Regions from separate parts of the Homo sapiens genome. Here region 2 is linked to region 1. A link is an interaction called in ENCODE POLR2A ChIA-PET data of the cell type or tissue named here. Cell type or tissue: IMR-90. All regions are shown on one strand. Links, peaks and the distances in the headings refer to the core of each region. The heading gives the core; the rest is flanking DNA. Region 1 overlaps LOC101929750 (a long non-coding RNA gene). Region 2 has its middle 77 kb from the start of HLX-AS1.

What was found. ChIA-PET counts read pairs that join two places held together with the same protein. Peaks named below come from ENCODE experiments on the same cell type or tissue, not always from the same donor. Only the 100,000 strongest peaks of a DNase experiment are listed, where the experiment ranks them.
Region 2: POLR2A ChIA-PET joins it to region 1 with 13 read pairs; 3 of 35 experiments call an interaction of 5 or more read pairs at or near these places.

What each region holds. Positions count from the first base shown.
Region 1 is chr1:221,106,739-221,112,132 of GRCh38, forward strand. It overlaps LOC101929750 (a long non-coding RNA gene), which reads left to right. Exons shown (of 7, transcript XR_001738479.2): 7 at 1-1,125. Among named protein-coding and RNA genes, the nearest start is that of LINC02817, 230 kb to the right of the region's middle. In IMR-90, for the core only: no CTCF peak of the experiment used is centred there; no DNase peak of the experiment used is centred there.
Region 2 is chr1:220,954,833-220,960,226 of GRCh38, forward strand. No RefSeq gene overlaps it. Among named protein-coding and RNA genes, the nearest start is that of HLX-AS1, 77 kb to the left of the region's middle. In IMR-90, for the core only: no CTCF peak of the experiment used is centred there; a DNase peak (open chromatin) is centred at 2,589; H3K27ac peaks cover 153 bases.

The DNA of each region.
Region 1 (5,394 bases), core at 313-5,312:
TCCTATTAAGAACCTGTTCTCCCTCCTGCTTTGTGACTCACATGGAGTTGCCACTGCATGCTATCATCTCCATCCCTTAGAGCAACCTATTAGAGAACTTACTCTCTGGAGTCCCAAAAGAGAAACAACAGCAACAACTCAGCAATTCATCTGGGGTCAGCGTGTTACCCAGTCTGGGCCATTGGAGATTTTTTTAAAGGGAAGTTTCTCCTATTTTCTTCAAAATTCTGAGCTGTGAAGAGGACCACTAGAAAGTTCAATCTATTTATGATTTTTTAAAAAACTGTTATTATATATATTTAAGTGTATGTCATGTTTCCACACATATATACATAGTGAAATGATCACTGTAATCAAGCTAATTAGAATATCCCCCATCTCGCATAGTCACCTTTGTGTGTGAAAAGGGTTCAGTGCTTCCCTCTCCACTCTTCATCTCCCCTTTAAAAAAGCAGAGATGAATGGAGAGGGAAAGGTTGAACAATGGTTATGTGGTGGGACTGCTGGGATTCACCTGAGAGTTAAAACCAGCTAGTTCTACCCGTATGTTTTTCACTTAGATAAGCCAACAAATTAATTTCTTTTCCTCTATTCTTCTTGTCTTCTTTCCTGCCTCTTTACCTGTCTCCCTTCCTTCCTCTCTTCCCACTCTCTTTCTTTCCTTATTTAAATTGGTTTGAATTGAGTTTCTGACACTAATGGAGAGTCCTTATTGTGCCTTCACGTTATTTTTATCAAACCAGAAAATGTTAATGACATAAAACAATTACTGTTTGGACAAGGAAAATTGTATTTCTTTCCTTGAAATTTCTACACACATACACATTTGTGCTTGTTAGTGAGGCTAAGCATTTTCCCCCTTATTTGTGAATTATATATTCAATGTTTTGATCCATTTATCAAATAAATTCCTTAGTTTAAAAAATATTTGCAGGTGCGGTTATTATGGAAAGCAGCATGAAGTTTCCTCTAAATATTAAAAATAGAATCACCACATGACTCAGCAATCCCTCCTCTCTATATATTTTTAAAGGAAATGAAATCAGCACTTCATGGAACTATCTCCACTCCCGGCTGGGCGCAGTGGCTCACGCCTGTAATCCCAGCACTTTGGAAGGCCAAGGCAGGTGGATCACGAGGTCAAGAGATGGAGACCATCCTGGCCGACATGGTGAAACCCTGCCTCTACTAAAAATACAAAAATTAGCTGGGCGGGGAGGCACATGCCTGTAATCCCAGCCACTCGGGAGGCTGAGACAGGAGAATCGCTTCAACCTGGGAGGCGGAGGTTGCAGTGGCTGAGATCGCACCACTGCAGTCCAACCTGGTGACAGAGGGAGACTCCATCAAAAAAAAAAAAAAGAAAAAAAGAAATATCTCCACTCTTATAGTCATTGAAGCATAATTAACAATAACCAAGCTATGAAATCAATGTAAGTGCCCATCAATGGATGAGTGGATAAAGAAAATGTTACACACACACACACACACACACACACACACACACAGTGGAATTTCATGTAGCCTTAAAAAAGAAGACGATTTTGTTATTTATAACATGCCTGAATGTGGAGGACATTAGGTTAAGTGAAATAAGCCAGAAAGAAAAATACTGCATGATCTTACTTATATGTGGAATCTAAAAACGTCAAGTACAAAAAAGCAAAAAGTAGAATAGTGGTTGCTGGGATCTGGGGCTGAGATTATGATGGGCAAATGGGAAGAAATTGAGTGCAGAGTTTTGATTAGGATCAATAAGTCTAGAGAGCAAATGTACAGCATGAAGACTATAGTTACTACTGGGTTGTATACTGGAAATTTGCTAAGAAAGTAGGTTGTAGGTCCTCTTACCATACACACATATACAGGTAACTATGCGAGATGATGGATATTCTAATTAGATTGACTGTAGTAATCATTTCACTATGTATGTGTATGAAAACATGACATACACCTTAAATATATATAATAACATTAAAAAAACCCAAAATCTTGAAAAGATTATTAAGCTTTCCAATGCCCAAGAAAAGGAAGAAAAGAAAAAGAAACTGCCACAGCTTATTTTAAAAATAAAAGTGGGCTCTCTTTTTAAAATATTAATTTTATAGTACCTTATCTGGTAACCAAAATATTTTTAAATATTCTGATGCTATTATAGTATAATCATTCTTTAATAATTTTGTAGATTTCACTTTACTGAACAAAGCCCTAAACAAAAACATTGAATATGACAAAAACTTGCATAAGTTTATTTCATACTGAAGACATATATGCTATAGATTTGTAGAAATACTTCCCACTTGGTTACTTGCTTATGTTATGAGTTTTTACCTACAGAAACTTGCTTTTTTTCTTGTAAAATTTAGATTAATTTCTTTGGTATGTTTTCCTACTGCTTTAAAACTTCAGAATTCCTTTTTTCATAGAACTTTTCTATTTTCACTTAGAAACATTCAGAACTTATGTTAGTGTGTGATTTGAGGTGGTTTTTGTGTTGACTTTGTTTCCTACCTTGTTAGCTATTTTTTCTATGCCATTGTGGAATAATTTGTTAATTTTCAGTGGATTCATAATGCCTTTAAAAAATAAGGTTGTGTTCTCAGAGGTGATAAATTTTATTTATTTATGATGCTCCATCTATGTTAAGGCTATTTGTAAGTCTATGTGTATGGTAGGATTTTAGTTCTACACTGCATCTTACACAGGTTAGTAAAATATAGCACATTTATTAATTATTTAGAGTATAGGATTACGTATTGATAAGTACAAGCTATTGAGCCTTCCCATGTCCTAGGCACTTTGCTGAATTTTAATCCTTATCACAACTCAATGGGATAGATACTGTTGTCATCTTTTGTAGACATGGGTTTATTATAGCTATTTTAAAATGAGTTAGCAAATTCAAATTTCAAAAATTCTATTTTTATTTCTAATATGGTAAATATTGATAAATAAAATTTATATAAACAAATATTTTGATGTACTCAGTAACCCATAAGGGTATATAAGAGCCCTGAAATGAAAAAGTTTGAGAACTGCTTATAAGCCCTATATAATTATTAGGTATTAATATCATTATTAATTTTTGAATCTATATTCAAATATAGTTATCATAAAATGAACTTCATATATGTAAGTGTATACTTTGATGTGTTTTGACATATGTATATTATAATGAAGCCATCATCATAATTAAGATAATAAACATATCCATCACTCTCAGAGTTTCCTAATGCCTCTTTGTTATTCATCTCTCTCTCTCCAGGGTCCCCAAATTGAGGTAACCACTGATCTTCTTTCCATCAATATAGAGTAGATGGCACTTTCTAGAATTTGATATAAATGGAATCTACACTCTGTTGTGACTATATTTATTCAACTCAGCATAATTTTGGGAATTATCTATGTTGCTATGTGTATCATGAGTTTGTTCCCTTTTATTGCTGAGTAGTATTTCATTCTATGGATATACCACAATATATTTATCCATTCACCTATTGGTGAACATTTCAGTTATTTCCAGTTTTTGGCTATTATAAATCTGCTATGAACATTTACATATAAGTTTTGTGTGGATATATTTTTTATTTCTCTTGGATAGATATTGAAGAATGGAATGGTTGAGTATTATAAGTGAATGTGTAGTTATTTAAGAAACTGCTAAAATAGTCTCCAAAGTGGTCATAAAATTTTACATGCCCTAAATTACCACCAGTAGTGTATGAAAGTTTCAGTTGCTCTGCATTCTTGCTAATATTTGCTATGGTGAATTTTAAACATTTTAGCTATTTTAGTGAATGTGTAGTGTGATTTTGTGATGTTAATTTGCATTTCCATGTGTTTATTTGCCATCCATATACCTTCTTTGGTGACATATCTGTTCAAATCTTTTCCCCATTTAAAAAAATTTTTTTTTCTGTTTTTAAGTTGTAAGAGTTCTTTACATCTAGACACCAGCCCTTTATTGGACATAGATCTGCAAATCTTATCTTTAGCCTATGGCTTGCTTTATATTTCATTAATAGTGTCCTTTTAAAAAATTATTATTATTTTTTGTAGATACAGGGTCTAGCTTTGTTGCCAAGGCTGGTTTCAAACTCCTGGCTTCAAGTGATCCTCCTACCTTGGCCTCTAAAATTGTTGGATTACAGGCATGAATCATCGTACCTAGCCATTAACAGTGTCTTTTGAAGAACAATAGTTTTTAATTTTTATTAAGTCCAACATTATAGATATCATAAATTAAAAAGAATAGATACCTATGATTATAAATGGTGTCTTTCGTGCCCTATTTAAAAACTGTTTACCAAATCCAAGATCACTGAGGTAGTCTCACTTGTTTTCTTTTAGGATTTTTATAGCTTGAAGTTTTACCTATAAGTCTTTGACAATTTGGGGTTAATTTTTATATATTGGGTAATGACTGACATTTCTATATATTCTTGACTCTCTATTTGATCTGTTTGTTTATCTTGATGCCAATGCCACACTGTTTTGATTACTGTAGATCTATAGTAAGCCTTGAAATAAGATAGTGTAATGTTCTGTCTTTATTCTTTTTGTTTCAAAGCTTTTTGGTTATGCTAGTGCCTTTGAATTTCCATAACAATTTTAGAATCCACTTGTCAATTTGCACAAAATAGCCTGTTGGAATTTTGATTGTGAGTGCATTGTATATAGTAGAGATAATCTATATCATAGATATTATCTTATTTGTCAGAATATGCCAGCAAACATTCTCTTATTAGCCTTTTAATATCTGTAGGATCTGTAGTGATATCCCCTCTCTGATTCTTGATGTTGGTAGTTTACATTTTCTCACTTTCCCCCCTAGATCTTTATAAAATTTGTGGATATTCTCAAAGTTCTAGCTTTCAGTTTAATTGATTTTCTACATTATTTTTCTGTTTTCTGTTTCATTGGTTTATGTTCTTATTTTTATTTTCTTTCTTCTTCTATTCTGTATTTATTATTTTTTCTTGTTCCTTAAAGTGAAAGTTAGAGTAACTGATTTGAGACTTCTTTTCTAACAAAAGTATTTAAAATTATACATCTCCCTTTGAAAGTACCACTTTAGTAGTATCCCACACATTTTGGTATATCCTGTTTTCCTTTTTATTCCATTCAAAATACTTTCTAATTTTTCATTGATTTGTCCTTTTGATGCATTAGTTATTTAGAAATGTCTTATTACATTTCCAAATATCAGAAAATTTTGTAAAGATTTTTATGTTACTGATTTCTAATTTAATTCCATTGTGGCCAAATGACATATTTTATATAACTTGAATCTTTTTAAATTTATGGTGACTTTTCTTATGGATTAGAACAGATTTATCTTGGTAAATGTTCTTGGTGCACTTGGAAAGAAATTGCATTTTGCTGTTGTTGGGT
Region 2 (5,394 bases), core at 93-5,092, 150 kb before region 1:
CCTCATGAAGGACTTGCAAAAATTTGCATCACACGCCCACATCTTTAGGCCCTGTTGATTTAGCAATTTTAGTTTCTAAGTGTGAAAAGCTTGCTTTAGAGGACACTGCAAGGACATGGAAGTTCATTTTGTTCTTCTCCTGTCACTGAGGTAAAGAAGGGGTTTCGCTACACTGCCTAAGGTGATTGATCCTCTAGTAGGGTTGCTGGTTTAAAATGAGGTTGAGAAAACATATATGTGCTCATCATCAGCAGGATCCAGCCTGGACCCCTGATTCCTGACTGCCAGCTATGGCCCTTTTTGGTATACCTATGGCCTGTCTTTGGGAGTGGGGTGAGATTAGTTGGCAACTGGTCGAAGAATAGGAGGGGGACGAGAGTGTGGGTTGTGGGAGGTGAATAATATGTAGAGGCCTGGTGGGGAGACGGTGGACCTCTAAATAGAAACACTGCCTCTTTCACATATTTCAGCTGTAGTAATTCATTTTTGGCTTCACATTTTTTCTTTATGTGTCTGTTTTGTGGCAGCTGGGGCCCCTGCAGCCTTTGATGGCTAATAACACAGTCCAGAGGTATGCAGTAAGTAATAGCAGACCGAGAGAGAACCTCCAGTGGGGAGCAGACAAGTACAAGATCACCCTTGACTCCCACCTGCTGAGGGTCCACCTGAGAATTGTAGCAGGCAGTTTCTGTGTTCTTGGGAAGAAGGTCTGTCCTTTCCAGGGGCGTGAATTCCACAGGAAGTTCTGGAAAACAGAGAAAGACTGAAGGAAGGGCAGTTTTGTAGAAATGACTGTTCTATGGGAGGAAGACACTGGGCTGAAGAGAAAAGGGGAGGTAGATGGGAAGCCATGTTCTTAAGAGCCTTGTAGACTAGGCCATGGGGTGAGTGGTGTAACAGTGTTAGGAAGGGTGGCCTGACGGACCCTCCCTGGAATCTCTGGGAGGTTAGGGGTTGATGGTGACGATGTTAGCAATGATATCACCATCACCACTGCCATCTCCATTGCTTATTGAGAATTCATATAGACCAGCTACTGTGATCAATGTTTTTATGTTCATGATCACATTTAATGCTTACATGGTTAAATGAATTGCCTAAAGTCACTAAACAGTGACAAAATCGCAGGTAAGGAAACATCTGGAACTCGAAATCATTTCTGACTGAGTCCACAACCCACATTTTGAACCACTATCATATAGAATTAATGTTTATTCTTTTTCTCTTCTTGATTGACCCTGACTTCCAAACAACAAGGTCTTGCTTTCTATCTGTAAAGCTCAGACCAAGCCCATCTTTCTGTGACCACCACATGTTAGCCTGTGATGTGGGCATTCCTCCCTTCTGGGAGTCCTGTACCAATCATTGTCCGTTTCAGTTATTTGGGGCACTCAGATGCTACATAGTATTACCCTTTAAAAAAAAGATAATGGAAAGGCAGAGTCAGAGAAAAAAGAGAGCAAGGAACCTGGAGTCCCAAGGACTGAATTTGGTTTCCAATTTAGACCCCTACTATTTTTAAAAACTCTGGCCTCCATTTCCACATGTATAAATCAGACATAACAGAAAAACCTACCTCATAGGGTTGCTATGAAATGAATGAGGAGGTTGTAGGGACAACCTTTTAAAACTAAAGAATGAGATACAGACACTGTTTGGTTATATATTGATGTTGGTTAAGCTAAAATGATGTATACCCTAAACCAAGTTTCATCCTCAGTCTTGGTTAGCTCCCACCCCCACTTCATGCCCTTCCATGCTTTCTGGATAACTATATTATAGTATCCCATACTATATTGTAACATGAATTGTGTAAACACAACTCATGTGTCATGTTTTTGCATCTCTGCCACCTAATGGTAATTGTCATGTGAATGAATATTTGTACATAAGAGAAACGTTTTGACTTTCTGAATGGTACAATAGGGCTAGCATAGCAGGGAGGGGGGACTTTCTAAACTTAGAATAGAAGAAAAAAGGGTTTTTTTTTTTTTTTTCTATTCTGGATGCTCTTTTACCAACTTACAGGCCAGGAACTGGAATAAGTCACCTAAGTTCCATTCCTGCTCTAGAATTTTATGAGGCCATGAAGTGTGTTGAGTAGCAAAACAGCTTAAAATATAAGAAATTCAACCCAAGTTATAAAATAGTCCCATTTGTATTTTACCAAAAGCTGGAACTATTTGTCCCTAGTTACTCATGTTTTATGTATTTTAAAAGATAAAACAGGGACAAAAACAAGTAGCAGCATCTGCTCTGCACATTTTTCTCTCTCTGACGTCCTCAGGATATTTTCTTCTCTGTTTTTTTTTTTTTTTTTTTTCAGATTACATACATCTGAGAATTAAAGGATAAATGCTTCATTTACTGCTAAATAGCTTTCTGGCCTGCCTGTGAATAAAGAGAGGTGGAAAAAATGAGAGAACAGGACCCTCAGCTTGTAGCCCTTGTGTTTCTGGTGGGGAACATGCAGAGAGCCAGCAGGCATGGGGACTAAGCTTCTTCCAAGCTAGACTTGTTGCATTCCAGCAACTTAGACACAATCACACCCACAGAAAACCGCCACAGTCCATGACTTGCTGTGTGTGCGTGTGTGTGTTAAAATGGGAGACTCATTCTTGAGCAATCTGAGAAGATGACTCAGGACAATAAGACACTGAACTAAGTGGCAGGACCATTTGGCTCAAAGAAACTAGAAAAGGGATCACTGAACAGGCTTAGAGAAACCAAGAGATTTGAAATGGCAGCTCCTTTTGATGAAACGTCCCACTGGCATGTTCAGGGTGTCATTGATTGGGGTGCTATTCCAGGCCTTTGATTATGTTCAGACCTTATCTGTGGTTTTTTTTTTTTTTTTTTTTTTTTGGTGATAAAGTCAATGTAAAATTTCTTCTGCCCCTGCTAGGTAGGGGTTATCATTGAGGGTCTACCAGGGTGAGTAGGAAAGCAGACAAGACCCTGCTCAGGATTCTGACCTGTGAGACTGTCTTTGGAGTGTGTTTTTGTCTATTTCACTCTGGCACCTCCCAACATGCTTCATGCTTTCCACTCTTAAAGCCTTTGTTTTGCTATTCCCAACTGGAATAATCTTCACAGTATTTCTCTCTATTAAGGCATACTCATTTGTTGGTATGAAACTAAAATACTATTCTTTCTTTGTCAGTTCAGGCTGCTAAAACAAAGTACATAGACTGGGTGGCTGATAAACAACACACATATATTTCTCTTGGTTCTGGAGGCTGGAAAGTCTGAAATCAAGGTGCCAGCATGGTCGTGTGCTGACGAGGATCCTTTTCTAGTTGCAGATGGTAGACTTCTTAGTGTCCTCACTTGGTGGAAAGAGGGTGAGAGAGCTGCTGGGTTTACTTTCACAAGGGCACTGGTCTCATGCTTGAGGGCCCCACCTTCGTGACCTAATTATCTCCCAAAGGATCCACCTCCTAATCACATTTTATTGGGGGTTAAGATTTTGACATATAAATTTTATGGGGACATAAATATTCAGGCCATTGTACACTTCCTCTGGAAGCTTTGCTGGAGCTCTCAGGCTGGAAGCTTTCTCTCCTCTGACCTTGCCCAGTACCTACAATCTCTATGATCCACTTGGCCTCACACATCTATGGCCTGGTGCCATTGGCATTTGTTTGCCAGATTTTCCTCTCCTCTTTGGTTCTAAGCCTTGGAGGGTAGTGTCTTGGGGTACCCTAAGGGTAGTCCTGGAGGGTAGGCATCTTATTCTTAACTCTTGACTGAATCTCACCTCAGTTTTATTCTTTATCATCTATCAGGTAGACTAACAGTAGTTTCTGCTAAAGTTTGAATGTATCCCCAAAGTTCATGTGTTAGAAACTCAATCCTCAATCCAACGGTGGAACTGTTGACTGAGAGGTGGGACTTTTAACAGATCATTAGGTCATAAGTGTTCTGCCCTCGTGAATGCCACTGTCATAGGAATGGGTTCCTGATATTTGTATTCCTGAAATATTGTATTTCTGAAATAGGGCAGGATGAGTTCTGCCCTATTTCCTCTCTTTCTTATGCACTCTTGTGCCCTTCTGCCTTTTGCTGTGGGATGATGCAGCAAGAAGACCTTCATCAGACTCGACCTCTTGATCTTGGACTTTGCAGACTCCAGAATGGTGAGCCAAATAAATTTCTGTTCATTATAAACAACCCAGTCTGTGGCATTGTGTGACAGCAGCACAAAATGGACTAAGACAATTTCCTAACTGGCTGTGTCTACCTCCAGTCTCCATGCCTGATCAATCCATGCACTGCACTGCCCCAAATAATTTTTCTATGATGCAGGTCTGATAATGACTTTCCCTTGTAAAGTACGTCAGTGGATTTTTGTTTAATTTTGGTAAAATTGTGACATATAAATCTCTCCTCAATTTGGCTTCTTCTAGCCTGTCTGGTCCCACTTCAATCCCTTCCTATCATCTAACTTTGCTGAATGACTTACTTTTTTCTGGGACATTCCATAATTTTTCTAATACCTTCGATTCAATCTCCCTGCCTGGAATGTCTTTCCCAGACTTGATTACCAGGAGAACTCCTATGACATATTTGAAGATTTTATTCAAATATTACTTCCTTGGGGAAGTCTTTTTCCTCTTAGCAAAGTTAATAATTGGCTTTGTACAGTATCATTTTATAAAACACATAGTATATGAAGATTACATGACAGGATACACATAAAGAGCTTAATGTAGCATCGGCACAAAGGTTGTCTATAAATACTGGCTATTATTATTTTCTCTTCTTTTTTTTTTTTAAGAATTATACTAGCAGGCGAAGAGAGAAAAGGTACCACTTAAATAAGGGAAGCATACTTTTGAGTGTGGATGAATCCAGAAAAGAAACTTCTGTCTTATTAACACACATATGTCAATATCTAGCAACAGAGAAAATAATCCCATCACAGAATAAAAGGTGGTCAGTTTCCCTTTTGCTATTTTGTCCTCAACTTGAAAGCAGAGGCACTGAGTCCCAGATGTGTTATATAAGGGAGTTCTATGCTTAACCAGAAGCTCATTTTGAAAGTCCAGTCTTAATCAGTTCCACCTGCCTGAAATATCTTCATCTTCTTGGTCTATCTAGTGTCACCCTATCCAGGTGACACTATATGCGCTTTAATAAAATATCTCCCAATTATTCCAGCCTATTGGACTTTTTTTTTGGTAATACTCTTGCTATTTTTTAGGTGTGTGTTGTGGGCCAGGGCTAGGGCAAGGGGCAGGGAGAAAGGGAGAGAAGTTGTTTTCTGAAGAGGACTATTATGGTATATTCCAGGCTGGCAGCTTTTTCTGGACCAAATATCTACCTTCCTTGCTGAGGAAAGCAGATCTAGACTTCTCCTTAAGCAGGGGCACTGCATGCCAAGTGGCCCTC